6 separate regions of the Mus musculus genome follow, and regions 2, 3, 4, 5 and 6 are each linked to region 1. Evidence: chromatin loops called from intact Hi-C (ENCODE). Cell type or tissue: left cerebral cortex. All regions are shown on one strand.

Evidence for each region. A loop is a pair of places that touch in the nucleus more often than their neighbours do. Peaks named below come from ENCODE experiments on the same cell type or tissue, not always from the same donor. Only the 100,000 strongest peaks of a DNase experiment are listed, where the experiment ranks them.
Region 2: a loop joins it to region 1, with 6 times the contacts of the local background. A loop is called at or near these places in 3 of 42 quality-filtered maps.
Region 3: a loop joins it to region 1, with 2.6 times the contacts of the local background. A loop is called at or near these places in 3 of 42 quality-filtered maps.
Region 4: it touches region 1 in a loop (10-fold over the local background); 22 of 42 quality-filtered maps call a loop at or near these places.
Region 5: a loop joins it to region 1, with 7 times the contacts of the local background. A loop is called at or near these places in 25 of 42 quality-filtered maps.
Region 6: a loop joins it to region 1, with 5 times the contacts of the local background. A loop is called at or near these places in 4 of 42 quality-filtered maps.

What each region holds. Positions count from the first base shown.
Region 1 is chr16:37,682,503-37,687,502 of GRCm38, forward strand. Gm35833 (a long non-coding RNA gene) reads left to right here. Exons shown (of 3, transcript XR_876061.1): 2 at 806-1,005; 3 at 1,881-2,796. Among named protein-coding and RNA genes, the nearest start is that of Gm35833, 4.2 kb to the left of the region's middle. In left cerebral cortex, CTCF peaks have their summits at 284 (motif pointing left), 2,362 (motif pointing right) and 2,562; DNase peaks (open chromatin) are centred at 273, 748, 1,474, 2,001 and 4 more places; H3K4me3 peaks cover 1,625 bases; H3K27ac peaks cover 3,461 bases.
Region 2 is chr16:38,504,079-38,509,078 of GRCm38, forward strand. Timmdc1 (translocase of inner mitochondrial membrane domain containing 1) reads right to left here. Exons shown (of 7, transcript NM_024273.2): 4 at 4,761-4,828; 5 at 1,334-1,412. Among named protein-coding and RNA genes, the nearest start is that of Timmdc1, 16 kb to the right of the region's middle. In left cerebral cortex, a CTCF peak has its summit at 2,192 (motif pointing left); a DNase peak (open chromatin) is centred at 2,193.
Region 3 is chr16:37,774,697-37,779,696 of GRCm38, forward strand. It overlaps Fstl1 (follistatin-like 1), which reads left to right and starts at 2,359. Exons shown (of 11, transcript NM_008047.5): 1 at 2,359-2,456; 2 at 2,598-2,654. The coding sequence starts at 2,598. In left cerebral cortex, no CTCF peak of the experiment used is centred here; DNase peaks (open chromatin) are centred at 1,972, 2,231, 2,741 and 2,831; H3K4me3 peaks cover 1,545 bases; H3K27ac peaks cover 1,461 bases.
Region 4 is chr16:37,945,335-37,950,334 of GRCm38, forward strand. It overlaps Gpr156 (G protein-coupled receptor 156), which reads left to right. Exons shown (of 10, transcript NM_153394.2): 2 at 2,034-2,485; 3 at 2,881-3,017. The coding sequence starts at 2,390. Among named protein-coding and RNA genes, the nearest start is that of Gpr156, 31 kb to the left of the region's middle. In left cerebral cortex, a CTCF peak has its summit at 2,078 (motif pointing left); a DNase peak (open chromatin) is centred at 2,084.
Region 5 is chr16:37,809,995-37,814,994 of GRCm38, forward strand. The region is part of intron 2 of Fstl1 (follistatin-like 1); the gene reads left to right. Among named protein-coding and RNA genes, the nearest start is that of Fstl1, 35 kb to the left of the region's middle. In left cerebral cortex, CTCF peaks have their summits at 2,642 and 4,528; DNase peaks (open chromatin) are centred at 2,170, 2,624 and 4,490; H3K4me3 peaks cover 390 bases; H3K27ac peaks cover 3,463 bases.
Region 6 is chr16:37,381,008-37,386,007 of GRCm38, forward strand. It overlaps Stxbp5l (syntaxin binding protein 5-like), which reads right to left and starts at 3,951. Exons shown (of 28, transcript NM_172440.3): 1 at 3,803-3,951; 2 at 2,505-2,698. The coding sequence starts at 2,690. In left cerebral cortex, no CTCF peak of the experiment used is centred here; DNase peaks (open chromatin) are centred at 2,596, 3,001, 3,490 and 4,082; H3K4me3 peaks cover 4,724 bases; H3K27ac peaks cover 1,944 bases.

The sequences.
Region 1 (5,000 bases):
AGCTTGCGGCACCCAGTGGGGGGAGGGGGGAATACAGAACCACCCTTTTTGTTTTTTTACCAAGCTCTTAATATATAGAGACAATTTTATGTCAAGGACCTGGTTACTTGAACGATCATCTCCCTGAACCTATGAAGAACCTTGGATTATGGTTCCTGGGGGTGGTGTGTGAAGCAGACACTGAGAGGGGAAATTTATAGTACCAAATAAACAGTCTACAAGCTTGGAACAGGGCTGTGCGCTCCATAATTTCCCATCTCTGACTGAAACCTGCCCCCTGCTGGCCATGATCGGCAGGCATCCATAGCAGGGGCAGTTGAGTAGGTTTCTTCTACCTTATGACTAACAAGTTAGAAAATGTTACAATCCATTCAGCTATTGCAACACAGACATTTCATCTTGCTCAGAGCATTTATCTTTTGCCTGTTTTTTACCCCCTTTCAACCGAAGCAGAGCTTGACTAGTTTCGGTTGTGAATCTTTCATTGGCAATAAATATTATTTGTATTTTGCAGTGTCTGTCAAGGCCATTCTGCTCCCATGGACTCACAAGTCCCCCAAATCCTCTTCTACGGTGACAATAAGCAAGGGCTATTCAAAACGGGAGGTATAATTTGGAGGCTGTCAATTTGCCAGGAATTTTGCAAAGGTGTCTTGCAGATAGAATAAAGGGTCCCCTTGACTTCTGTGGAATATGCGCTTAGCTTAGCCAGATCCCTGCAGAGTGTCAGATGTGTTGGGATCCCACGAACACATGACAACACTTTTCTTTTTTTTCTCCTCCTACATCAACACCCTGCAAGCAGACCCAGAGCACAAAGTCAGCCCTGGAAAGAAGAGGAGCCAGTGTCAACCAGCTGGATGGTGAGAGGAAAACGTGGAGGTTGGCAGAAGGACAAAGGAAAGGCGGCTACCTCGTCCTGAGGGAACGAAAGAGCAAGTGGCCATTTCCGGAGAGCTGCACTGCTCCCTGCAAGGCTGTGAACCAATGGTGGTTTGCCTTCAGGTTAACAAAAGAAAAGGAATCCTTTGGATGTTTGCCCAGAGCCTTTGAAAATAACCTCATGCTACCACCCTGAACAATGTTTTAGGGACATTTAGGGACCCTGAAAGAGGCATAGCTCTTTTATGAAAGGAAAGTTGCTTGTTTTGTTTTGAGACTGGTTCTCACTTTGCAGACCAGGCTGGCCTCTGCCACTGTGCCTCTCCCGGTAAATTGCTAATTTGTGAAGAGGAGGTTTTGAAGAGAAGGGGAGGGGGCATAAGACGGTCCATTCGGGGGGAACAAGCATCCTAGTCACACATCTGAAAATCTGCCCCTCCTTCACGTGATGCTCATACCCTCTGCCTATTGCCCAGGGGTCTCCCTTGCTAACCCAGGACCACTCCCCACGGGTGTGGCTGCTCCAGTCAACAGCTGCTAGCTCCTATATTCTGTTCCTGTTGCTTCAACGCTGGAGGTCCTTCTTTGTCTCTCCCTCAACCGCTGCCTCTGGACTTGGCATTTCTCATACAGAAGGCTAGCCTTTGTGTCCTTTAGGAAGGACAGGGCTTCTACCTTGTTTAATATCAACCTTAAGGAGAGGAGACGAGAGAAGAGGGGGAGAGGCCGGGAAGGAGGGGGAGACAGAGACAAAGAGGGGGAGGGGAGAGAAAGGAAGAGATAATGAGGAGAGGGAAGAAGGAAGGGAGGAAAGGAGGGAGGAGAGACAGACAGACACACACACACACACACAGAGAGAGAGAGAGGGGGGAGAGGGAGAGGGAGAGAGAGAGAGAGAGAGAGAGAGAGAGAGAGAGAGAGAGAGAGAGAGATTTTTTCTTCTGTCTTTCAGAGAACATTCTGCTCTTGCTGTTCTCAGTTCTTCCTGTCTTTTGCAGAGCTTAAGACCGAGGGGAGAGGGAAGGAAAGGAGAGCCGGGTGCGTCTTCGCTGCTATGGAGTTGGATGGCTTATTTTGGATGGCTTCCTATCTAGACCCGGCAGGCCCGCCCCCTAAGCAAAGAGGCCTTGTTTAATGCCAGCGTCACATTTGAGGCAAGAAGATGAAAGTTCAGAAAAAGTCCCCCTTTTTAGGAATTTTTGCAGCACTTTTATTTGCGTGACACATATTAAAAAAAAAAAAAAAAAGTCTGTTCGGCTACCCTCCTGCATGCCCTCCCATTAGCATGGCCCCTTCATAACTGCCTCCTCTGGGCCTTGGGACCTTGGCAATCAGTCAGGGCATTTAAGCTCTGGCATTAGGCAGCAGGATTTGGAAAAGCCAAGACCTTGGGAAAGAAAATAAAAGTCTTAAGTGGTCAAAGCTGGGGTTACGTAATCCTATTTCTCTTGGGATCCAGATGGTAACGTTCTTCAGGGCAGCCAGTAGGGGGAGCTCAGGACGTTTATCAGAACTCCAGCGATCCGATGGTCAGGAGCCAAGTCAAGGCACAAATAAAACAATGAACCTTTGTGGTTTCTCTTCAGCTCTTAATCCCGAGAGGCTTCAACCCGGACAGCCTGATTCCCACCCTGAAGGACCCAGCGACCTTCTCCCAGGACGCCTTAATAGGTTTTCCGGAGTCTGTAGACTCAAATCCCCCGCCCCCTCCTCCTAAGTCTCTCATCGGTTTCCCAGGCTCTTGTGGGCTCCGTGCCTTTCTTTTGTCTTCCTGACTTTCTTGTGTCTAAGTTTCTTTCTTGTTTCTCTTCACTATCCTCGAGTCACTAGTAAAACCTACGAAAAATGCAAGGGGGTGAGCCCACCCCCAGACAAATACATCAAAGCCCCGCACTTTGAATAAAATCTAAAACACGCTGGTAAGCAAAAATGGCGAAGTCCGCCACCACGTGGCCGTGAGGTCGCATCTTTCAAGTCCTTGTCTTTGCATAAGCGGCCCTTTGCTACCCCACAGTGACTTCGGTCTGTCTCTTAACTTCCAGGACTGGGTCTCCTGGGTATTTTAGAGAAGGCACTGTCAGCTTAAAGCGGATAACTCCAGTTGTGGGGTTTCTGATTTTTGAACAACAGTCTCCTGAACAGTTCCAGAGCACAATGGAATTTTTAGAGTTAGGGACTGCTGTGATCCAGATAAGAAGTGGAAAAGCAGTTTTGCTCTCTGCCTAACTCTCCCTTGATCTGTGAGGTTCAGGTTCTCTGGGTGTGGGGGGGCCAGAACTTTTTCCTTTTCATTTGTTTTGAGATAAGGCCTCATATAGCCCAGGTTGGCTTGAACTCACTGTGTATCCAAGGCTATCCTTGCATTTCTGATTTTTCTGCCTTCTCCTAAGTGCTAGGATTAAAGGCATGTACCACACCCCAGGCCAAGTACCTACCTTTATTTACAGAACATTTCTCTTGGGGAACCTTGTATTTCTCTTCAAACTTGCAATTACTTGTGTGTGTGTGTGTGTGTGTGTGTGTGTGTGTGTGTGTGTATCTTTGAAGAAAATAGAGATTACATTCTCTTCCTGGGCTTTTAGACCCTAGGGAATCTAGAAAACATGGCTAAGCATGTTTGTAAAATGCCGGAAGATTGTATGCCAGTCAACTAGCAGAAGCTGCTTGGCCTGAAGCTCAAAGAGGCACTGAGGAGGCATGCTCTCTCTCAAATCTGATGCTGTGGTGGTGTGACTATTGTAGCCTCCTAATTGATGGCTCTCCTAATTGATGGCCCTCCTAATCCCATGGCCCCACCTCCCATTCCACTAATAGTCACATGAGTCCCTGAGAGGAAGAAACTAATTAGATTGGATAGGGCATGATACCCTTCGAGTTAGCCATGCTAGCTTTCTCCAGGAGCCAAGAACGGAAGGAAGCTGAGGTCTTGTCTAAGTCCTTGCCTTGCTAGTACTAGGCGGCTGCTCTCTCTCATTTCCTAGTTCCAGATGCTAATAGGGCTACGTGTAAGATCCAGGTAGGAGGTAGAGGGCAAACAGTCAATGTGACTCAATCCAGCATTAACAGCACCCTTTGCAGGGCCTTGGCCGGCTACAAAGACTGAATGAGACAGGTCTGCCCTGAATATAAATGCTCCCATTGCACACCTCTCCAGTATCTCTGAAGGAGAATAAAAGATGAAACTGCCACAACTCCTCCCTCCCCCCAGTACTGCCAAATAGGAGCATCATCAGGCAGGCTGCCTCTGCAGCACAATCCATAATCGCTCTGACTTCCAGAAGAACAACAATGAAAGTTACATTGCATTCTAAATTAAGCTTTGCATCACTCTGGAAACTAACAAAGAACCCCTTCCTACAGACTCAGCTCCTAAATTAAACATTGTGTCCTTGTACAGCTGTTTCAAATGCTGTTTCAAATTCAAAGACGGAAATGCTCCTTAGGTAGGGAAGAGAGGCGGGTCTCTAAGAAAAGAGATGGGGAAGGGGCTCCGTGGAGACAGGAGCACTGTGGTCAAGTAGTGGAGCAGCTGGGGAAAGATGTAATCAAGCAGGCGAGTGGATAAGATATGTTTCTAAAATTATGGGGTCTGGGCAAGTATAGGTCGGGCAAGGGGGCTCATTATGGCTAAATCTTTATCAGCGACTTCCAAGTGGAAACCTTGAAGGGCTACCATTTCCCACCTCTAATCAGTAAAAACCAGAAGACATAAGCAAAACTGTCGGGGGGTGGGGGTGGGAGAGCCGGGGGGCGGGGGAGCAGGTGCGGTATGTTATAAAGATTAACAGTGAGGCTACCATCTAGGTTAGAGCGTGGCCCGGCACTGTCTTGCCTCTGCCGGCATTTATTAAAGAATAGAATCGTGTTCTGAAACACTGAAGGTAATCTCTCACAGAGCGGGGATGGAGGGAGAGGCAGGCGGGGTTGGGAGGAGAAGGCATGACCGCAGCAAGCTCCCAGGGTCCTGTCTAGACTGGAAAGCAAAAGAACCCAGAAGGCAACATCTGGAGATGGAACAACAGGCAGAGGAAGAATGTGCTCGCCCACCACCGCCAGCTCACGTGCTCTCTGAGCTACCTCTGTATCATTTGTTTCACGAGCTTGTACTTAGCTCTTTC
Region 2 (5,000 bases), 820 kb after region 1:
TATACCTGACAGCTGCTATGTCACCAGGTCCATCCTAAGAGACTGATTTAGGGGCAGCAGTTAAGAGCACTTATAGCTCTTGCAGAGGACCCAGGTTTAATTTATACTGCTTCCAAGGGACCTAATGATACATACATACATATATATATGTATGTATATATATATATATATATATATATATATATATATATATATATGAAATAAAAATAAATAAATATCAAAACCAAAAAACAAAACAACTTCATTAGGGCCTGGAGAGGAGACTTGAGCTTGGATGCCCAGCATCCATATAAAAAGTCAGGTGTGGCAGCATGTGCCTGCGCTCCCGTTCTGGGGAGGTGGAGACAGGGGACTCCTGTACTGGGGAGGTGGAGACAGGGGACTCCTGTGCTGGGGAGGTGGAGGCAGGGGACTCCTGTGCTGGAGAGGTAGAGACAGGGGACTCCTGTGCTGGGGAGGTGGAGACAGGGGACTCCTGTACTGGGGAGGTGGAGACAGGGGACTCCTGTGCTGGGGAGGTAGAGACATATCAGCCGGGCATGGTGGCACATGCCTTTAATTCAAGCACTCAGGAGGCAGAGGCAGGCAGATCTCTGTGAATTTAAGGCCAGCCTGGTGTACAGAATAAGTTTTAAGACAGCCAAGGGTATACAGAGAAACCCTGTCTTGAAAAAAAAAAAAAACAAAAAAAAAAACAAACCTGTAAAGTCCATAAATCTAGCTATGCATGATATATCATGCTTATAATCTTAGCACTCAGGAAATCAAGGATGATAACAAGGTCAAGTCTAGCCTAGCCTACAGAGCATCTCAAACCTCTCTGTCCCCTCCCTCCAGAAAAGAAAACCGTAATTTACAGTGTCTCCCAACCCTGACAGAGTGGTCGGAAGGTGGGTGGGTAGGAAAGCAGAGAGGAAGGGTAACCCACTCAGAAGAACGTCAACGGGAAAACACGAGGATGGCAGGACTAGACTGTCTTTGTAAGCGCCTTCCCAAAAACCGAGGCGCAAGGATGTCAAGGCAGTGTCAAAAGCACTGCAGCAAAGACAGCTGGGGACAGGATGACTGACGGGATGTTCACATGACCTGTCTACTTCATCACATGGGAAAGAGCTGCAATGGAACTGAACAGAGAGCCCCATGACTATGTAGCTCTGGCTGTCCTGGGTTCAATCCTCTCAGAACCTCTCCCCCCTCCAATAAGGAATTGAATAGTCACAGCCCTTGTTGACATAAGACATATATCTTTTAAAGTCTCGGAGGACTAAATTTGCTCTTTATAGTTATTCTCTTTAGTAGACAGACAGTTAGGCTAAACCAAGTGAACACTTACCCCAACAACGCTCCAATTATACTACCAGCCACCAGGCCTCGAACACCTAAGTTTATTCTGAAAAGACCTCCTGTGACAGCTATTAAAAAGGGGAAAGAAAACAATATTAAATCATCTTTAGATGCTGCACTTCTATTTTCTCACAGTAAGAACACAGACCTCGGGCTGGAGAGATGGCTCAGTGGTTAAGAGCACCAACTACTCTTCCAAAGGTCCTGAGTTCAAATCCCAGCACCCACATGGTGGCTCACAACCATCTGTAATGAGATCTGACGCCTTCTTCTGGTGTGTCTGAAGACAGCTATAGTGTACTTACATATAATAAATGTTTAAAAAAAACAAAAACAGAAAACAAAAAACACAGACCTGTAAGTGAGCTTTCTGAACCCAGCATGAATGATGTAGTAACAGCCATGAAGGTAACTTTCTGCCTGCTTTACAGTCAGAAAGAAAACATTTTGTAAGTATGAACCCTCAGTCCCTCCTATGGCACTAATCCCAGTCTTTTCTTTCCCATTTCTTCTTAAAAGTTGACAGTTTATTTCACCTTCCTCCACACCTTTCACCTCTTTCATCCCCCACATCTCTGTTCCCCTACCAGATAAATATCTCTGTATAGATCTGGCTGTCCTGCAACTTGCTCTTTAGACCAGGCTGGCCTCGAACTCACAAGAGTTCTGCCTGTTTCTGCCTTCCAAGTGCCCGACCATCGACAACAAGCAACAGTAACAACAAAGCCCTTCACCTGCCCCAGAAGACTATGCCTTCTCCTAGCCTCACTGGTCTGTACTGCTTAGGGTACTAAACTGTGCATCAGGCAGACCTGCAGAGGCAGCATTTAGCATACAGTGCCACCTGCTGGTCAATACACAGAGTGCACCTCTTCTCACCAGAATTCCAATTCTAGGACACAGCTTTATAACCCATGCTGGCTTCAAACTCAGCAGGGAGCTGAGAATGACCTTGAACCTCTGACCTTCTGCCCTCTACTTTCTTATTTCTGAGTGTACAGTAGCCATGCACCACCACCTAGAGTGTGTGTGGTGCTGAGGAATAAACCCAGAGAGCAGTGCATAGGACGGGAGCATTCCACCAACTGCACTAATACATCCCAGCTATCTTTCCTCTTTACAACTAATGCCATCTTAGGTGGTAAAAAACTTTAGGTGTTTAGTTTGAGGTTTATACTTCTATTTAACTATTATATATTCATTTACTTTTTCTATACTGATCTTGTTTCAACTGTCTTCCTTAAAAAAAAAAATTTATAGCTGGGCTGGTAGTACAGAACTTGGGATGGCTCCAAGCCAGAAGCACATGGATTTCTGAGTTCGAGGCCAGCCTGGTCTACAGAGTGAGTTCCAGGACAGCCAGGGCTACATGGAGAAACCCTTTCTTAAAGAACAGAAAACAAAAACTGTTTTCCACACATTCTGCTACTCTCCAGCCCACACTGCACTCAAGCATGAGGCATCTGCTGCCCCTACCTTCCAGTCGCTGAGTTTACAGCTATGAAGACACCATGCCTGGACGATGCTTCCCTCTGCTTGCTTAAATCTACAGTTGAGTTCTTTAGCAAATTTTTAATACTTTTGTGAGTGTAAAAATGTACATTTGTGTTTGTGTATGATGCACGTTCATGTGCATGTGTGCATATATACCACAGCATGTATGTAAAGTTCAAAGGACAACTTCAGATATGGCTCCTCATTCTCAAGACGAGGGTCACTCTGTTGTTTTTCCACCCTAACTGTCCAAGGACCCCCCGTCTCTACATCCCATCTCCCAGTGGGAACGCTGGAATCACAGACACCTATGCTGTGTATCTAGCTCCCACAGGGTTCTGAGGATTTGAACTCGGGCCCTTCCATCTGCATGGCAAGTGCTTTGCCCACTGAGTCCTAGCCCTAGTCCTGCAGTGAACTGTTACTTAACTCCCACCGCTGCATTAGCAACACCAGCTACTTTGACTACTGTCTAATTTCCTATCTTTATCTATCTGTACGTGAAGACTCATTACCATTACACTTTGACATTACTTGATCCTTTGTCACGTCTGTCCAAGAGATAGTTTCCTTCAGTAGCAATTTCCAACCCCCACCCCACACCCCATTTTTCCATGTCTTGCTGTTAATACTGTTGAAAATGAACTTTTTATCTTTTTGAGACAAAGGCTCATGTGGGCCAGGCTAGCGCCAAACTCTATGCAGACAAGAAAGAGTGTGAGTTTGTGATCTTCCTGCGTCCATCCTCCAAGTGCTGGATTATGGCTGTGAGCTGGGAGTCCCAGCTTGAAAGCAGACAGCCCTGGAGCTGAACCGCACCCCTCACACGCTCTGCTTCTCCAGGAGTGCCTGCCTAGATCCAGTATATATGTTTTCCTGAGGAGCACGGGCACTGATGTCTGCTCTGAGTTTTATGATTTCCATGTCTGCTTCCTGGGAAGAGTCAGTCAACAATTCCTTGTAAGCTGTGACTAAAGTGTCTACCTTTAGCCAACGCATTTGTCCGTGGCTTAGAAAACGACGCATGTAAGCTTCAGTTTACTTTATCTTTCCTGGCTTTTACTTTCTGTGCCCAGAAGAAGTTACAAGCAACCAAGAAGAGCAGCTTTCAGGGCCCACACTCGTCTTTCCTGAGCACACACAGATCCCTATCATTGCTCTCTCTGGTTCTGTTTTGTTTTTTTAAAGGTATAGAGTTTTTAGATTCTGCCTAGATTAGCCTTGAACTTGTGGCCCCAAACATCACCAAATCCTTAAGCTAACGGTGACAGAAGCCCCTGACTGTAACTGTTTTAAACAATTTCCTGGCTACAGCATTTCCTGTGCTCCTCTCTAGAGAGCTCCACGTGCCGGGATAAAAGGCATGTCAGCAGTCCTGTGCTCCATAAATGGTCTCTCACTGCTAGAGGAATGGGGCTTGAAAGAAACCCAAACTCCTGCCATGGGAAAATCTGATCTTTGTACTTCACAGCCCAGCCTCACCTCAAGCTACTTCCCAGCCTTGTGCTTGAGACAGCTCCCTGCTTCCACAGAACCCTGGGAAGAGCCCCTCTTGACGCCCTGTTTAGCCCACTGTCCTCCAGTTTGCTCCTTCCCAGTCTGCCGGTGGCAGCTTAAATGATCTGAAAGGTCTCCTCCAACATCATCCATGTCATATCCATGTCACACCTACTTGTCACTTTCTGTCACAGGATCTGTTTTTGCCCGTCCTCATGGGCAACGTTTAATGAAAGCGGAAGATCTGTCTGTTTTAATAACCACCAAGGGTCAAATATGAGGCTATTCATAAGTACATTTTGTATGAATGTTGAGAAAGATACAGTGTGAAGCCAATCAAAAAAATCTGCAGTTCAGATTCATAAATCCTATATGTTCTAAACATACTTGAAATTAAAATGTGAACGAGAATAAAACTGCCTTACCTCCTGCAATGGCAAAATGGCTCATGGCGTCTTTATTTCGATACACAGTTAGTCCAGTGTTCACTGTGCTGGGGAAGAAGAGGGAAAACCATTTCACTCAAAGAACACGCCATTCATCTCCTGGCTGCTACTGTCACTGAAATGAGTTTCAAAATATCCTATTAGAAGTAAGAAGGTAAGGCCCGGAGAGATGGCTCAGTTGTTAAGAACACTGCATGCAAGCCGAGCGTGGTGGCACAC
Region 3 (5,000 bases), 92 kb after region 1:
AAATTGTACTGGCCCCTGAAGGGCATCATGACTGCCATTTGTCAGATGCTAGAACCTAGGCTGGGAGAGGGCAAAGGTTAGCAGCTGGTAAGTGCAATGCCAGTATAGAAAGCCAGGTTGGTTTTGACTTCAAACTTAAGTATTTTCTACTACCCCCAAGCTGTTGTCAAGAAAAGGGCAAGCAAGAGATGCAAAGAAACTCATTTTCAGTTCTGAAAGCAATCAAGAGACTTTCCGTAAAGAAATGGCCTCCTTGTAAGCAGGAGATATCTGTGAGAAACCGCTTAGGCTATGTTGACAGCCCTCCTATGGGAAAAGCACAGGAAGTTTTGAGGGCACACAATGGTGTTATTAGAGGACAGAAGCAAACCTTAGTACATCCAAGCTCATTTCTTCAAATCTAGCACAATGACAGGCAGGGTAGCCAATGGGGGGCATTTATGCTCTGTTCATCTTGATCCAACAAATAGGAAGGCATGTAACACCTGACTGCTGAGCTTCAAAGAATGCATCATTCTCTCTGTGTTCTATTTTCCTTTCTGTTGCTGTGATAAAAGACATCGACCAAAAGCAACTTAGGGGGAGTGTATTTCATCTCAGAGGTCACAGTCCATCACTGAGGAGAGTCACAGCAGAAAGATCCCCAAGTGGGAACCTGGAGCAGAAATCTGGGAGGGATGCTGCTTGCAGGCTTGCTTGCAGGCTCATGCATAGCTAGCTTTCTAGCCCAGGACCAGGTGCCTACAGAATGGCACCACCCACAGTGGGCTAGGTCCTCCAACATCAACTATCAAGTCAATGCCTCCACAGACATAGGCCCGTCTAATAGGCAATTCTTCTCTTAGCTTCAGGCTATGTCAACTCAACAATCAAAACTAACTAGCACACCCCTCTTAAGTATAGAGGGCAGTGACTATTTATTTATTTATTTTTATTCATTAATTTTGCTTTTTCATGCAGCTAATTTTTACACAAGCAGGTTTTCCAACTCTCCCTGTACCTATGGGGTGTGTTTGATTCTGGGGTTCAGCAGTAGCAAACCCATTGCAGCCCCTGCTGTTTTAAAGCCATGGCCAACATTCCAATATGACCCATAACAGAGTTTACATTTTTGTTTCCATCTGTGTAGCACTCGGGCTATCTCAGTGTGGAATTTAGGCATAATTTTGAAACCTTCAGCTGTAGGTATTCAGCAGACCTCGGTAGACGATAAACTAAGACAAGTTCAGAGCACACCATGATACCTGGTATGATGAGAGCATCGGGGTGTGTGGCAAAGAAGGTGAAGAGAAGACGAAAAGGTTCGGCCACGGGGTGAAATGGAGTGCTTACAAGGAAGGCAGAAAGGTTGGATTTGGTGTGGGAGAAGAAAGTGGATGAAGTATCTCAGTGAATGAAGATGTGACACGGTACTGTCTAAACCCCAGAGCGAAAGAACATGGCGGTTAGTTTTCAGTGCTGTCAAGAATGGGCTGAGCAGGTAGAAAGTGGGAGTCGGCAACCAGAGGTTGAAATGTGTCACACAGAGATTTATTTTTGACCGCCAGAGATAGGGAAGCCAGGGCAGGAAAGAGATTGGGGATCCACACTCTTATTATAGGGGCGGCACACCTTTGAAGACCTCTGGGGAAAGAAACACTGGTGGAGATCAAAGGCTCAAAGAGGGACTTTTCCAGAAATGGCCAAGGTGCTAACGGGAGATTGGTGAGATGGAGAGGGGTTAGAGTTCCTGGGTTGGAGGGAAGCATATAAAAATGCTGCAGAGCAGGGCACTTGCCCCCTCTCCCTAGTACACCCACAGTTGACCGCAAAGTAGCTTTCTGCTCACCAGCCCATCTTGGGCTCCTATGCCTGCTTCCTTCTTGGGCTGTAGTAATACCTTCACATCCTCTACTCTCCCTTTTCCCTTTCAACAAGGAAGGGTGGCTCTGGGATGCTTAGGTTCGAGTCCCAGCCCTGGCATGGATGCCCACTGTACTGTCCATCTGGTTGTCACTGCAGTCCTCAGCGAGTTCCTTCTGTTACCCACCCCCACCCACCCCCCCGCTGCCGCAGGCCAGCGCCCCTCCCGGGCGTGGGATTTCTGTGATTTCCCCCGCCTTTGTTTCAGGGTCCCCTGAGACACGGACACCCAGTGCCTTCTCTTGAGATATCTGAAGATTCTTGGTTGGGGTCTAGGAGAGGACGGGGATGCCTGCGGTGCATGGACGCTCCTGGGCTACTGGCGGGGGCCGGGAGGAGGGAGCGCAGCGGGAGCCGCGGGGGCAGCGCTGCAGAAGGGGAGGAGAATAGGGAGGAGCTGGGGGGCCGGAGGGCGGGGAAGGAGGGGTCTTAAGGGGCGGCGAGCCCAGGTCGGACTTCCTCGGAGCCTGGTGATAAGCGACGCTCCCACCTTCGCCTCTAACTCGCTGCCGCCACCCTGCCCAGTGTCCTCCGGAGTCCCGGACCCGAGCACGGTGAGCGCGGTGCAGAGGCCGGGCCGCTGCGGGCACCGAGGGTGCTGGGAGGAGGGGGATGAATCTGTGGGACCCGAAGAAGTTTCTAGGGTCTGAGCGGGGCCCAGCGCCTTCACTCTCACCCTCTTCTCTCTTCCGCAGATGTGGAAACGATGGCTGGCGCTCTCGCTGGTGACCATCGCCCTGGTCCACGGCGAGGTAGGTGACCGGTCTCTGGGGTTTGCGCCCCAGCGGTCGAGTGTGCACTCTAGGGATGCTCTCTGGGGGTGGGACTGAAGGTCCCCCAGCCTTACGATGGAGTGGGATTCTGGCACGCTAGGAGCAGAAATTCTACCTAACAAACTTAGATCTCAATTCTTGAAATAGTTTGGGCCAAAAGCTGGAGCCCCACCACGCCTAATATGGAGGGAGGCTGGGGAGTGGGGAGAGAGGACAGACTGGGTGGATAGGAGCAGAGGCGGCGGCCAGAGCAGCCGCAGAGTTCAAAAAGGCGCCTTGAGTTCTGTTCACTTCAGAGGAAACAGAATAGTTACGGACTTTTTCTTTCCAAGTCTTTCCTAGCCGGGGGGGGGGGGGGGGGGCACTTAAAAGTTTTTTTTTTTAACAGCAAAATGAAATTTCCTTTCTTCTTCATAGAGTGAATTGAGATTTCCTGAAATGCATTTTCTTCTTTGTAAAATGTCCTGGATTTTTGTTGTTGTCATTGTTATTATCTGGGCCCTATAAGAGTCTTTTATAATCCAAATTTCCCCTTAAACTCGGTTGAGCAAATGCAGGAATCTGCGGCTCTACCCTTTGGGGGCCTCTGGTTTCCAGCTAAAATATGTAGAGTCTCTCTCTCTCTCTCTCTCTCTCTCTCTCTCTCTCTCTCTCTCTCTTGTTTTCTTTTCAACTCCAGTGACCTTCCTGAGACACTACAAACAAACCAACAAACCCTATGGCACAAGCCCCTCCATTAACTCAAAGGTTTAGGGACAGAAAATAAACAATTCTAAATTCCCTGGGCTCCAGTCTCCAGAAAAGTGAGGTCAGAAACTAAACATTTGATAATTGTGGCAGGAAATGTGGAAAGAATTAAAACGCATGAGAGAGAAGAAATGGAATGCACATTACAAAAGAAATAGCTCCCTGGTGGGTGGTTTATAGCCCCTCAGAGTTTTTCTTTCACTTTACAGTTTAGCCCCACCCTTTGCATCACAGCTTGAGTCAATCCCAGAATTAATAAATGCACACAGTCTTCAGGACTTTAAACACACACACACACACACACACACACACACACACACACACACACGCACACACTGTACTGGTGTGTGTTCCTTTAATTCACTGTATCACTGATTGAGGTAGAAGCAGTCTATTTTTATTTCTAGAGAAATAAAAGCAGCAAGTATTTATTAGGTAGCTACTACTTGTATTAAGATTCTACTTTAATCATAGGGGAACTGAGTCAGGGAAGTTTGTGCAACTTACAAAATAAGTTATAGTAGTGAGGGCAAGATGCAAACCCAAGCCGTCTGGCTCCAGACTCCAGACAATTCATCACTACCTGGCCCGCTTACAAACATGAGGGCTTAGGATTTTACCAAGTGTTTTGTGTCTGCTCGGATCACTTCTAGCATTTCTTTTAAAGCCTCTCAGCCCTGTGAGTTGGGCTTTGTTAGTTCCGTTTTACAGAGCAGGGAACAAAGTTAAGGAAACTCATTAAATGGCCCGTGTTCAGATAACTGATTAGCTTTGGAAGTGGATCAGTATGTGACCCCCTCCCTCTACCTTTCAGATACGCCTTGAGCCCCGTTTGCCCCTCAGCCATTTTCTTTGAGTGGAGGAAATAGCCTCGGTTTTTAACTCTGGTTAAAGAATGCTCCTCCATCCTTGTGATGGCCCTCAACACCGTTAGCCAGTGGCTCTCACCTTTAATTCCAACACGTGGGAAGCAAAGGCAGGTAGAGCTTTGTGAGTTCAAAGCCAGCCTGGTCTACCTAGTGAGTTTCATAACAGCTAGGGCTAAACAGTGAGACCCTGATGATTAAGATGATGATAAAATAGCCAGGCAGTGGTGGCACATGCCTTTGTTCCCAGCACTCAGGAGGCAGAGGCAGATGGATCTCTGTGAGTTCGAAACTAGCCTGGTCTACAAAGAGTTCCAGGACAGCCAGGGCTACAGAGAGAAACCCTGTCTTGAAAAACCAAACCAAAAAAAAATAATAATAATAATTAATTAGTCAGTCAATAAAAAGAGAGCTACTCTTCTGTGATAGATGAAGTGAATTCCTGGTTAATTTCTCAGCCAGCTTAGGAATTGCCAACCACTTTGTGAAAAGACAGAACCGTTTGCAGAAGTAAGGAATCTGTGTCTCATCAGCACGAGACTGTGAGTCTCAAGGTCTGCGATCTGTTCTAAGTAACCTACTCCTCACTCCAGCCTCCTCATCCCACTGCACAGCAGAGAACAGCTCACTCCAGGTAGTAAGGGCCCCTCACTGCAATTTCCCACTGGAGCTCTATGGAAGAACATTCAGTTCCCAGGAAAAACCTGCAGAG
Region 4 (5,000 bases), 260 kb after region 1:
TACCACTAAGATGGAGAAGACAATGTAAAAACACACGTCCTTCCAGACTACCATAGTGTAGTTTGCTCTGTGACTCCTCACATTGCTCATTGCTAGAATACTCAGTAGGAAAGTAGGGTGTGGCTAGAAAAAAAGAGAGAAAGACCCTTTCTGTTGGAATTCCAACAAAATTAGGATACGAATAGCCATGCCTTGTTTGCTTCGTAATTTAATATTCAGTCATCTGTCCAGACAGCACAAGAATTCAAATGCTGGATGGGAGACAGCGGACTCTAATTTTCTCGTGATTGCTCTGTCATGAAGCTGGTAAATAATTCAAGAATATGGTAGAGTCCAGTGACAGGGCAACACCTGGTGCTGTATTGTTTATGTCTAAGTACAGACTCCAAAGACGGCACTCAGCACCTGTCACAATTGTTCTGCTTTAACCATGGGTCTAGTGTTCAGTGACTATTGATTAGTAGCATCTAATATTTGTCCAAGTTTCACACACACACACACACACACACACTCACACACACTCACACACACACACTCACACACACACTCACACACACACACTCACACACACACACTCACACACACTCTCACACACACATACACACTCACACACACTCACACACACAGATGCTATACTAGGTGCTTTCAAAAACACAAAGCAGAAATGGCAACCTCTTACATTCCTGTGACTAACCCCAAATCTATCTTTTCTATTAAAAGATGGGTTTGTTTTCAAATGTAGGGATAAGACTCAGGCATGTCCAGTCTGTGACCCGTGGACCACATGCCCCATCCACTTCTCTCTCCTCCCCTCCCTCTCTTCTGCACATCTTGCTTTGTAGCCAGGCTGGCCAACTCCTACACGCCCACCTCGGCCTTCCAAGCACTGAGACTGCAGGTGTCTGTCTTGGCTTCTCTTCTGATCACAGTATTCATATTATGAATATTTTCTGAGCGTAATAATCTCTCCTCAGTGGGTCACTCAGCCCCTCTCCCTAGAACCCAACTAACCCATGGCAGCTCCGTGATTCTGACAATTTAAAAGCCAGTACACAGAGGGGATAGGAACTCCACTGGAAGACCAATAGAGTCAACTAACCTGGACCCCCAGGGCTCTCAGAGACTGAACTACCAACCAAAAAACATGCATGGGCTGGACTTAGGCCTCCCCACACAAATGTTGTCTATGTGCAGCTTGTTCTTCATGTGGGTCCTGAACAACTGGAACAGGGGCTATCCCAAAGCTCTGGCCTATATGTGGGATACGTTCTTCTGGCTGGGCTGCCATGTCTGGCCTCAATGGGACAGAAAGCACCTAGTCTCAAAGAGACTTGAAGTTTCCGGGTGGGGAAGATATCCAGGGGAGGGGACCACCTGCTCAGAGAAGAGGGGAGGGGGTGGGGGAAGGATTGTGGGAGAGGGTGACCGGGAGTGAGCAGGATGTAAAGTGAATAAGTAAAAATAAATGTTTAATTAAATTTAAAAACTAAATAAATATGGGGGCTGAAGAGATGGCTCACAGGTTAAGAGCACTGACTGCTCTTCCGAAGGTCCTGAGTTCAAATCCTAGCTCACAACCATCTGTAATGAGATCTGATGCCCTCTTCTCGGCTACCTGAAGACAGTTACAGTGTACTTACATATAATAAATAAATAAATCTTTTTTTAAAAAACTAAATAAATAGATAAAAACCAGTACACGTTTTGGGCAACTCAGCTGTCTGGACATGGAAGGCTCTTCCTCATCCTGAGAGACAAGAGACAATATGGGCCCTTGATCCCAGAATCACCTAGGATCAAACAGAGGTTAAGCAAGGAACTGTGTGGAAAGATCTTAGGACATGAATTTGGGGGAGGGAAAAGGGGATGATGTGCCTTATGAATCAAAAGTAACATTTATACTTTAAAATGTTGCGATATTTATAAGCATATACCTACACACGATAGAATGTAACCATGTATAGCTGAGATACTAAAACCATTTTAAACCTGCGTGTGCATGTTTGTTAACCAGTCTGATTGCTTCCCTCCAGGGCCCAGTGTGGGAGCACGTGGAGTGCTGACTGCCCTCTGGTGGTGAGCCAGAATCAATTCGTTCTATGACCTGAGATGCCCACTCTTGACCATGTGCTACCCACTGGGAGCCAGGAACCAGCTGAAGAACATTTGCTCTTCAAATATGCATGATGAAGGAGACTAATGAAACAACCTTTCACTTCTACTTGGAGCCATTTGTTTTTTAATCCTGGATTTGGACTCTGGAGGCAACTCTGAGATGGAGCCTCTGGCAGAAAGACTCGAGTTGTTTCTGTGCTTCAGCGAACGGTTTGCATCCTTGACTGGGAATAGCCAAGACTGAGTAGATGCCCATAGAAGTGCATGGGGTGACATGGAGCCAGAAATCAACTGCTCTGAATTTTGTGACAGTTTTCCTGGTCAAGAGCTGGATCGGAGACCCCTTCATGATCTTTGCAAGACAACCATTGTAAGTGAACAGCCATGGGGCGTTATATAGATGCCATGGGACTAGACATAAATATGGTGATGGTGGTAGTGGTAGAGAAGGAGGAGGAGTGGGGAGGGGCAGAAAGAGGGGGGAAGGGGGAGGAGGAGGGGGAGAGGGAGGAGGAGGAGGAACTGTCCATGTAGCACAAGCATGGCCCTACTTTGGTGCCATCTATAGATCCTTTATTCTTTTGCTTGTTTGGTTTTGGTTTTGTTTCCCTGTGTATCCCTGGCTATCCTAGAACTTGCTCTGTAGACCAGGCTGGCCTGGAACTCAGAGATCCGCCTGCCTCTGCCTCCTGAGTGTGAGGGCTCATATTAAAGGCGTGATCCCTCATTATTAACCTCTCCTTTTTTTTTTTTTTCTGCCTCCAGACTGAGTCCCAGCACAGTAGTACAGCCGCCTCCCCACTGTCTCCTGCCCTCTTGGGGATTATGTGGACCTTTCTCAGCTGTGGGCTACTTCTGGTGCTCTTCTTTCTGGCTTTCACAATTCGCTGCAGGAAGAACAGGTAAGCAGCCTCCTGCCTAGAGTCTCAACCCCTATAACCAGAACTGTGAAATCCAGAATGCTGACATCATCTTGGCACCAAGAGCGGCTAGGCCTAGCTAGGGTCCCCCTACTGCAAAGCTAGTGACCATAGGGACCTTGTCTCTCATGCTTCCCACTGTGCCTCTAACACTTCAAACAGACTGACACATAATGGATACAGTAAGTGTGCTTGGTGGTCTTGGAAGAAAGGATGCTTAAATCCAAGTGGTGAGTGCTGCCAAGAAAAGAACCGTAAAGGGCATGAGTATGGGGTAGAGACCTACACGATTTTTATAATGTAAACTAGCGCCCTGTCAGCAAATTATACAATGATATCATTATCTCTCATGTGGTTTGCTCCCAGTAAACCAGTAGCTGAAAGCATTCTGGGGCAAGCTTTGTTCACTTAAACGAAAGAAACTTTGGGCTGGAGAGGCAGCTCAGTAGACAAAGTGCCTGCCTAGCATCCACAGAGCCTTGGGTTCAGTCCTCAGCATCATGTATACCCAGATGCTTGCCTGTAATCCCAGAGCTCAAGCGGGAGGCAGGACTATTAGGAGTTCAAAGTCATCCTTGTCTATAGAGAGTTTGAGATAGTCTCTCCCTTCCCAGCCAGGGAGGTGGATCAGTGGATAAAGGATCTAGCTGCCAAGCTGGAGGACCTGATTTTGATCCCTGACACCCCACATGGTAGAAGGAACTAGCTGTAACAAGTTGTCCTCTGACACCAGAGAAAAAAATTTAAACATCCCTCCCCCCCAAAAGGAAATGATGCTTTTAACTTGAGACTACCATGGAGTGTGCCCCTTTAGTTGTTAGGGTATGAAATGACACCTTCCATCTTGGGTCTTGTTCTTCTCTCGGTTGCTCTAGGCTGCTGCGTTGTAGGCTGCCCAGCAGTGAGGCCCATGTGAGAAGGATCTGATGCTTGTAGCCGTGTGGATACCTGGGACTTACTCTATTAGTCATGGTTTTCTAGAAAACCATAACTGCTGTATATATGAAATTTATTAAGTCAGAGTATTTATAAAGAACAAGATGATAAACACTGTGGATCAAAATACATTATGTGGTGAAGTAGCTCATGAAAGGAAAGATAAAATAGCCCATTTTAAAAAGTGCCATCTTGGACAATGAAATTTGTTCAAAGGAGCAACAATGCAATCAAATAATTCAGCCAGGCATGGTGGCACACGCCTTTAATCCCAGCACTTGGGAGGCAGAGGAAGGCGAGTTTCTGAGTTCCAGGCCAGCCTGGTCTACAGAGTGAATTTCAGGACAGCTAGGGCTACACAGAGAAACCCTGTCTCAAAAACAAACAAAAACAATCAGATGATCTGCTTCATTTCAGTCTGAGGGTGTGTCTGTCTGTCTGTGTGTCTGCATGCATAAGGGTATGTGTGCATGTATGCATGTCCGGTTATGTCTAGGAAGCAGTTTCCCTGAAGTCATCTACTACTATGCCTGGCTTTTACAGTCTTTCTGACCCTCTTCCTCATAGATCCATGAGCCTTGAGGTGGGGGCTTTGATATATGAGACAGCCCATTTAAGGCTAAGCCCTCTCCTCATGTTTGCATGGTGAGCAGCTGTGAAGCTCTGTATAAATTGCCACCTACAAGAAGACGCCGAAGGCTGAGTGATGTATTGATCCATGGCTGAACCAATAAGTCATTAGGAGCCATTTTATTGCTGTGTTGATTTAGCAGAATAATAGTATGGCTTTTTCCCCCCGGGGCCCATGACCTAACAATCCGTAGGTTCTGGACCTTGCTGACAGTCTCAGGGACAGGTTCCTTTTCATGGACTAGGTCTCAAATCCACTTAAAAACAGTTACTCCCATAGTGTTCCCTCTGCTGTTACACAGGTATGTCTTCTCAGAAAGCTCAATTCTGTAGCTCACAGGGTTCATAGTTAGGTTAGCTTGATAATTGTCTTTTTCCCCTGAGGTAGCACGACTAAAA
Region 5 (5,000 bases), 130 kb after region 1:
ACTCGGGCACAGGATCGCCTCTACTGGTTTTTTGGGTTTTTTTCCAAATAACTTTCTTTTTTATTTGCATGCAAAATAATAATAATAATAATAATAATAATAATAATAATAATAATAATAATAATAATTACCTGTCTGTAAAACCTTGGGCTGAAGATGATCTGTTCCTTGGTTTGTAGAGAGATAGAATGGTTTATTGGAACTAGACTGAATTTGACAGCTGGAGGCTAGGGCCAGGGTACAATGAATGTCATCTTGGGGCAATCATTATGTTAGGATCTCAGATCTGGAAGGGCTTAATGTCAAGCTCCTTTGAGAGAGAGAGAGAGAGAGAGAGAGAGAGAGAGAGAGAGAGAGAGAGAGAGAGAACAAGAAAAATAGCCCACCAAGATTGCCAAGCAGTGCTTAAAAGCATTTGGTGTCCTTCCAGAGGACCAGAGTTCGGTTCCCAGAACCCACATGTGCTGGCTCATGACCACCTGTAACTCAAGCTCCAGGAGACCCAGTACCCTCTTCTGGCATCCTTGGGCACCCACAGGTTATCCTCATACAGATGCACACACCACACACACATACACACACACACACATCAATTTTTAAAATAAGTTTAATTGATTTAAAAATTGCTATGCAATCACACAGCATCGTTAACATGCAAGAGCTGAAAGTTGTCAACTGGTAAAAGGCATTCATTGGCCCAGAAGAATTTGTAGTGTGAAATTAGCCATGAGACTAACTCTTCAAAGTCTAGCTTGTCATATGCATTCAGAAGACAACATGGAGACAAGTCAAAGGTGGAAGATCCTAGCTACAAGTTCCTAATGCTTTTCTATTGGAGGCTATGTTAGTTTATGTCGACTTGACACAAGCTGGAGAGGAGGGAACCTCATTTGAGAAAATGTCTCCAGAAGATCAGGCTGTCAGCAAATTTGCTTAATTAGTGGTTGATGGGGGAGGCCCCAGCCCACTGTGGGTGGTGCCATCCCTGGGCTGGTGGTTCTGGGTTCTGTAAGAAAGCAGGCTGAGCAAGCCATGAGGAACAGGCCAATAAGCAGCACTCCTCCATGACCTCTGCCTCAGCTCCTGCCTTCAGGTTCCTGCCCTGCTTGAGTTCCTGGCCTGACCTTTGATGATGAACAGAGATGTAGAAGTGGAAGTCAAATGAACCCTTTCCTCTCCAAGTTGCATTTGGTCATGGTGTTACATCACAGCAATAGTAACCCTAACTAAAACAGCAGCAGAAAGCTTGTTGAGTTTCTATTTATTTATTTATTTATTTATTACTTGTTTATTTATTTATTTATTTATTTATTTATTTTAATTGTTGATGCTTGGGGGATTTTTGCTTTGTTTTGTAGTTTTGGGTTTGTTTGTTGTTGTTGTTGTTTTAGACAGTAATCTTGTTATGTAGCCCACAACAGCCTAACTCAATATCTTCATGCCTCAGTCTCTCACGGGCCACCATACAAGTGTTTTGTTGGCTTTTAAAGCTACATCTAGGTATTCATGCTTCAAGAACATAGCCGCAGCCGGGCATGGTGGCACATGCCTTTTAATCCCAGCACTCGGGAGGCAGAGGCAGGCGGATTTCTGAGTTCAAGGCCAGCCTGGTCTACAAAGTGAGTTCCAGGACAGCCAGGGCTATACAGAGAAACCCTGTCTCAAAAAACCAAAACCAAACCAAACCAAAACAAAACAAAAAGAACATAGCCCCTATTAATACTTCATCCATCGTGAGTACATTCAGGTCTATGTGTCTGTTCACACATTTGTAAGAATGGACATGCCTGAGACCTTGTATGGAGACTGTGCACAGGCCAATGTGGTTATCTTTCCCAAAAGTCATTATGACTGATGACAGTGTAAACAGTGTAAATAGTGAAAGAGCTGCACGCCATCCCTGTGCCAGGCCGTGCAGCTGGCCCCTCTGCCTGCAGCACCCTCTCTTGGCTTTACTTGAGAAGGGACTGTGGAGACTCAGGGACTAGGTCAACTTGTGTCCCTTTCGTGACTTGCCTGTCGCTGGTGCTTCCACGGAGCTTTTCTGAGTCCCAAATACTCCTCATTTGTTACATGCAACTGAAAATGCCAACACCTGAACAGGAATGGTGAGCACAGATGTCTGCAGAGGCGCGCACTGTTGTGGGTGCTGAGTTAGCATCAGTATGTCAGCCCGTGGCCTAAGGCCTTTGCAACCCCTGACTAGGTTACTACCTTAGACTTTCTGGCCAGAACCAGCCACTCCACAGAAGCCCACTTATGACTCTAAGGAACTTTCCAACAGCCTTAAGGAATGGCTCCAATACTTTGGCTTCTCAAAGATGTTGGGGTTTAATGGACAGCTTTGAATGGCACAAAGAAATGCTTCCCTAGAGGAAGTGCCCTTCATTTTTGACCTTGACGTCTGTAATCAAGCATACTCACTGTGAGGAGGTGACGGAATGGCTTTGAGCACCACAGAATAGACAGCCTTCCCACACTGGCAGATCCTTCTGCCTGTGTCCCTGGCGGGTCTACCCTCCTCTCCCTCACGCCTGTATTTCTCACTGAAAGGACAGAGCGGGGCTGCAGCAGCCAGGAAGGCTCTTCTGCAATGCGGCTCAGGGCTGTGTGAGACAAAGAGAGAGATTGCCACCTATTGACAGATATATCACCTGCAAAGAGACCGCTTATATAACCAGAGCCTCCTCCATCTCTGCTGTATGAAAGGCCCTCCAGGGGTTGCTGGGCCCTTTGCATTTTGCATCCTGTCAGTTCGGCACTGGCGTACCTTTCCACTGTCAATGAGACAGGGAAGAATGGGGACATGACAGTCCAAGGTGACAGTGACATCATTTCGCAGGGGAAACTGAAAATAAATCACCCCCTGTAGTGACAGTCGCTTCCTGTTACACAGCACATGGCGCGGCTCAGTTAATTCTCAAGACAATTCTAACCTTCAATGTTTTATGTCTGCACCCAAGGAAGGGGGTTGCAAGAGAATACTCGTGGCAGATAAAGAAGGGGGCTGGGTATGAGTGCTGCATATGGGATCTAAACGCCTTACACTTGCTATTGTAACATCCATATTCCCATTATAGTTTCCCTAACCTTAATGCATACGGATGTAAGAATCAACCAAACATAAAGGAATCATTTGCCTTTGGTTGGAGGAACATCCAACTCTATCGCTTTTTGTTACTGGGCCTCTCAAGTCAGCTTTCCTACCTGTAAAAGAGGGATAATATGACTCTGGAATTAGGAACATATAGAGCGCTTAAGTAGCACCAACCATAGTAGGTCACTTTGAGGGAAGCCAGGTGTTTACAAATGGATTCTTAGTTACCCGTGGGCTGAATAGAGGTTTCTCTCTCTCTCTCTCTCTCTCTCTCTCTCTCTTTTTAGTTTGGGGAACTTAGGCAAATTATTTGACCTTTTGGGGCCTCAAATTGCTCGTTTGTAAAATGGAGCTAATAATCATATGCATGCTCTTCTCAGGTTAGCCATGCAGTAAGGTGAAATGCTGTGTGTGAAAACATTCACGTTTTTAATTGCACTCTTCAAGTACTAGTTGTTAGGGTGAAAGAAAAAGGTGTTCTCCTCCAAACATAACGTCAGTGAGCTACCTGTGCAAATGACTTGGGTTGAATTCAGATTCCACATAATAGTGTTTATTAGGAATATTTACCACAGTAGGAGAGAAGAGGGGGTAGCTCATTGGGTAAAAACACTTGTAGCCAGGCCAGAGGGCCAGAGGTCAATCTCTGGAACTCACCCGATGGAAAGAGAACCCCCCCCACACACACACACACACCCAAAAAGCCATCCTCTGACCTCCACAAACTTGCCCTGACTGGTGTGCCCCTCCCACACACCAATAACTAAACAATAAACATGCACATGAGACAAGATGAGGCTCTGAACTCGGCAGGATCTTCTGCAAGCAGCCCTGTAAGGTGTCCCCTTGATCATGCTCGCCCCCTCCCCCACCCACCATTTTCTCCTGCCCCACAGACGAGGAGATGTGTAGTTTAAAGGATCAGAGGGACTAGTTAAGTACACACTGGGAACATTTGAGTTTTTCCTTGAATGCAGACATATGCCAAAGCTCACTGATTTGTGCATTTGTGTATCTTCAGCTCCTGTGATAGGCCCAGGGGTTAAAGTGTTCAGCTCAGGGAAGTTGAAGAGGCCACTGGAATTGTCTTTTATAACAATCAGCACTGTCTTTTTCTATTCCCTTCTGGCTCTGCTTTTTGCTCGGAGACACAGCTCCCACAAGAGGGAGAGCCCTGTCTGTCTGAAGAGTTTGCTCAATTTTATTCCCCCTCTCTGTTTAGGAAACAAAGATCTAAATCCATCCTCCACCCTTCTGGGAATTACTTCCTCTTTTCTTCACTGTCTGCCAGCTTTTTTGAATTCTCCTTAGCAACATTTTAAAAAAAAAAATTAGTTTAGCAACAGCATTTAAGCCAATGAGATCTGAGCATGCAAATGAGTTCTAGACCAATGAGAGCTCTGCATGGCAGGCAAGGGGGCTTATGGGAGACAAGAATAACCTGGAGTTTGCAGAGCAGCCTCCAAGTGGCAGCAGAGCAGCTATTATGGACCCATCACCTCTCAAGCCTCTACTTTGTTTCCGTGTGTGTGTGTGTGTGTGTGTGTGTGTGTGTGTGTGTGTGTGTGTGTGTGTGTGTGTGTCTGGTTCCCCCGTTTAAAACATTTACTGTTACAGTAAGCCTTGTAGGTATGAGTTCTTTAGATACACTGTAGGCAAGGGCTGGAAATGTGGACTTTGCTGTTACCCAAGTCATTCGTAGGCCTCTTCTGTCTTTGTTGTTTTGTAACCAGCTCCAGCCCAGTCGTCTAAGGCCTGGAAGCCTTGGGTGATTCAGCCAGCCCAGCCTGGCGGAACAGAGGCCCCGGGGGAATCCCTGTCTTTGTTTATCCACCACTACCACAGAGCTGGGGGGTGAATGTCGTGGGAGTAAAGGAATGTACCACCAACAAACTGGTCCTAT
Region 6 (5,000 bases), 300 kb before region 1:
AGTATTGATTGGCAGTACAGCTTGTTATAATTCATCAAATAAACTTAAGTTAATAAAACATCACATTTATTTGTCTTAATTGATTTTACTGGAGTATAACAAAAGACTTTTGTTTCTAGAGAACTACTGCTCTCTGGAAACTAACATAGAATTCCTGCCAAACAAATCACATTGCATTCGGGTAATCACATTATTACAACAAAATGAAGTATAATAAGGTAAAATATGAAGTGAGGATAGATCAGAATGTATTTTCAAGACACAAATCAAGAAAGTAAGATGCAAGGAATGAGTACCGGGGATGGGAAATGGCACAAAATTCAGAAACACAGAGCAAATAGGATCTGAGGATTCAGATGGTCGAGGGAGGCTTGGTGGGGAACAGAATCTGGATTTACACTTCAGTTTTAGCCACAATAAAAAGATAAAAGTGTCCAGAAGGTGCTGATGTCTTATCATTCACAAAAGAATCTTCTCTGCACACTTGATCAGTAAGCCTAAAAGAAGTCCTCATCCCAATGACAGCTCTAATTTTGCTTTTTCCTTAATCTACTTTATATATCCATTATAGACTATGCTACCTATAATATAGTTACATAATCACTTTTTAAATTAACTGTAGTCCTAGTCAAATATACTATTGTGTTTTCCATACTTGGTGTGACTGCAGTACAATTACTGCATAGCTAATACAACTGTCTAACCTCATAGTTTATTTGAAACTTATTACCCTAAATATAAAGTATATTATAATGGCTATATTTGTTCTACAACAAACAAGGTATCTTTTCAACTTCAAAAATATAAATATTTTATCACCCCTCTCACCCTGTGTATTCTCTTCACCGTCTTGTCTTCTCAAATTCTAATAAGCTTTCTTTCATATAAGGAAAATAGAAATATTTATTCTCATACTGCAAATGCAGGAAACAAGGTTCCAAGAAGAAAAACATATCTTGCCCGTGATAATATGGCTGGCAAATGGCAGGGCTTAAAATGTTTAAAAAAAAAAACTTATTCATAGGCCATTGTCCTTCCTACCATGCCATATGTATCAGACATAGACCATACTTAACTTCTGCCACTTGTCATGACCACTCTTTTCTTAAGAAACTTGGAGGTAACCGTGTGCTGCACTTTATTTCCAGCATTTACACATACATACCTCTGAATTTATTTCATTTAAAAATTTCTCTACTTGCTTTACAGCCTCTACTGTTCATCATCCATCTGGTTTGAGTCTACCTGCTCTATACTAATTTTATCTGAAATAAAATTCTCCTGCATCACTATCACGTTCATTACTTGAGGGTATTAGGATTTTTTTTCAGAATATGGGAAAGGAAATAGAAATAAATAATCAAGACATGATTCTCCTGTGTAGCAATTCAAATTTGGCTTCCAGGGCTCTTTCACATATTTGTTTCAGAACCGCTATTAAGTTCTTCCTTAACTGATATAATATCTATTACTTCATATTGTATTCAAATTTCACACAATTGATTAAATCTATTTAATTCTAAATAAACTTGGGCCTTAAGTAAACTAATAACTATAGATTTGATGTTTTTATAATAAACTTTCTAGGAAGAGCTGAGACAATGACTGAAACTTAACCTGATTTTTCTTATTATGTATTTATATTATGTATTCAATCACATTTATAAAACTATATTCATTTATATCATACAAATGACTTAAAGGTGGTTTTTTTTCTCATATAAGTCATATCAAAATTACACTGAAAGGTAACACCCAAAAAGAGCAATGAAGAAAATATACCATCTCATAAAGTAATACTATAATATCTTTATATAGCAATGTTACATTTTTTTTTTTTTACTATTTCTCATCTTCTTTCCCTGTCCAAAATTCTGCTTGTTCATTGGAAGCTCAAAATCAAAGTATAATGGCCTAAATGTTTTCCTCTGAATCAGAACACGTTGCTTTGCTTTTCTGGGAATTCTGAGTTCTCACAAGAATTGAGCCCATAGGATTTGTATGCTTATCAAGGGTCTAAGATCCCTTTTTTTCTAATATCTAGAATTTTAGAACACTGTCACTGGGCACATTAATCTATTATCTACTTAATTCTAGCAACATGTTGAGAGCCTTATTCATTTTACAACTAGACAGAGAAAAGGAATAACAGTTTCTCAGAATGAAAACCCAGGAAGCCAAATGGCTGTCATTTCTCCTTCAGTTTAGTACGTATACACAAACGTATTTTGTCCACTTATTTGGCTTTAACACCTTGGAAATACTACTTTTTGTGTGTCTTTTCCTTCTCTTTAAAATACCATTGTTGCTTATAAACCGATGCCAAAGTTAATATCTAAAGTGTTTTTATTCATTCAAATCAACTTAGTACTAGGCTCTTTGATACTGACGTCTCAACAATTTCCAGCCCTGCAAATGTATGTGTGTGTGTGTGTGTGTCTCCTTGTTTCTTCACAACAGTAAAGTAGAAATATAACAGGCCCTAAAGCCAATTCAAAACTTACCTTGCAAATCTGGAAATAGTCTGAAGTCAGGCTTTCCTGAATTTCCTCTCTCGGAAGCCCTGCAGTCCCTCCTGGATGGACAGAGCCACTTCCAGCCCCACCACTGTTACTGCCACTGCTGCTACCACTGCCAGGGGAAGAGGCAGTTAAGCCATCCAAAACTTTTCGGAAATTAAACTTCTTCATTTTAAACACTGTCGAAAAATTAAAAGGAAAAGAGAAGTGGTCACAAACATGGAATTTTACGGGGCAAAAGCCTCTATCTTTTCATTAGTCAAGGCAGGAGTAGCTAGTCCCCATTTTATGAGCATTGGATGTAATCGACGGGGAAGAGGGGTTCGGGCTTCATGTCCTCAAATTTTAACTTTAAAAGGGATATCTTTATAAGATAAAGAGAACACAACTCCAAGAGCAACAGTATTCCTTCCTTCGCACATTCAGATTTTCAAGGGCTTTATCCCCAGCTGTAGCTATGCTTTATCAGCACTGGGGTAAAAATAAAAGGCCGTGTCATCATCGTCATTAGCATTATATCATCATTATTATACAATCAAACCAGAGCCCAACAGACCAAGACCCTATGGACTGTTCTGAAAGGGGGGCTTTCCTTCTTCAGGGTCAACTCATAAATTTTTATTATCGGAAAAAACGATGTTGTAGGGGAACCAGTATTTACTCTTCCACCATGTTTGGGGCTCCCCCCCACACAATCCCATCATCTTCAAAGCTTCCTTTTTCTCAATAGAAACTAGGGGACAGGAAAAAAAATGGCTTTTTTCCATCCCATATACCCAAAAACCTAGACCCCAAAACATCTGCGGTGACTCACGGCCACAGCCGACGGGAGGGGCGAGCGGGGACCGCCTGCCTCCACCTGTCCCCAGCTCCTCTCTTCTGCCCCTCTCCCGCCTCTGGTCTCCCGTGTCCCCTCCCCGCCCGGCTCCCCCTCTGCACAGCAGCGGCTCTCCGGGGGATGTGAGGCGGTGACGCCTGCGGCCCGAGTCCCGCCTCAGCCTGCGGGGCGCGCAGAGCTGGCTCTCTCGCTCCCTCCCAGCCAAGCAGGGCGCTGAGGCTACCACCGCGGGCTACGAGCCCTGGAGCCCTCACAGACAGCCGGGAAGCCACACGCACCTCAGACAGCTGCGCGGGCGCGCTCTCCCTCTTGCACAGGCACACACACACACACACACACACACACACACACACACACACACACACACACACAGGCGTGCGCACAGGTGTGAGGGCAAGCCGCGATGGGACAGCACGGGTGTCCCTGGGGACCCCAGACTTAGCACCTTCCTCAGACGCCACTAGCCGCCGGCCAGCCCGTGAGGCGGAGGGCGCGGAGGCTGCAGGCTCACAGGCGGGCGAAGGTCCAGCCCGGATCCGGCCGCTTCTCGGGTCCCTCTGGTCCTGGTGCCTGGCGCTCTCCGAGGTCCTAACCGAGCGGGCGGGTCTGTCTCAGGCTCCGCCCCCGCCGTGGGAGGTAGGCCCCGCCCCAGTCGGCCCGCACCCTCCTCCCTCCCAGACTCTCGCGCCGGGGGCGGGGCACTCTGGGCACCAGGGGGGCGGGACATCCTCTCGCCAATCACAAGCTCCACTGACCTAAGTCTTAGGGATTCCAGGCAGGAAAGAAGTTTGGGGATAGGTCAGAGAAAAAGCCAGTGACAGGAGGAGGGGATCATTTAGGAAAGTAGGTGATGTATTTGATTGACAGCCATACTAGCCAGTATGCCTTGGCGCCGTGCTTTGGGGGCTGTAATTGGTGCTACCTGTTGAAGGACGCAAGTGTGAATCAATAGAATGCTTGCAAGCTTGAGAACTTGCGCTCCGGGAGTCCCAGGCTGCAGAAAGGGTTACCTTAGGTCGTGCTCTGGACTGTATTGTGGACCCGGCTTTTGGACCGGGCTTATTTTGCAGCCTTCCCCCACCCCCCAGCACCCCTTGAATCTATTTCTGCTCACCAGGGCCAGGTGCATCTAATAGACGATCTCGCTGCCCTGCTATATGCGTTGAACGTAGATTTGTAAATAATCCCTACAAACTGTTAGTTCTCTCCATTAAGTCATCTGTACCAAAATGAATTGGTTTTCGGTGGAAATGTTGGCTTCCAAATCTTAAGGAAATGATTTGCCTACTTTATACAGCCTATGGAAATAGACCAGCGTTCCCCTTCTCCACATAGACAAATTAAATTTTTGAGGAAACATTTCTCTCAAATCATGACAAGATGCATCTTAAGCTTTTTTCTCATTTGAATCATTTTGGAAAATACTCTATTCCATACAGGAAAAAGAAACATCGCACCATTGTGAAGAAGGTGATGTAGTTCTGAGCCCTGACTGGCTTTTGGTAAAAGGCTCAAGGTCCATAACTAACTGTACACTTTAATCTAAGCAACAGGGATCATTAGAAATCGTCCCAAATATTTACTGTCCTACATCTTAGGTATGAAACACCACTTCCAGACCCATCCCTTTCTCTGTCAGAGAT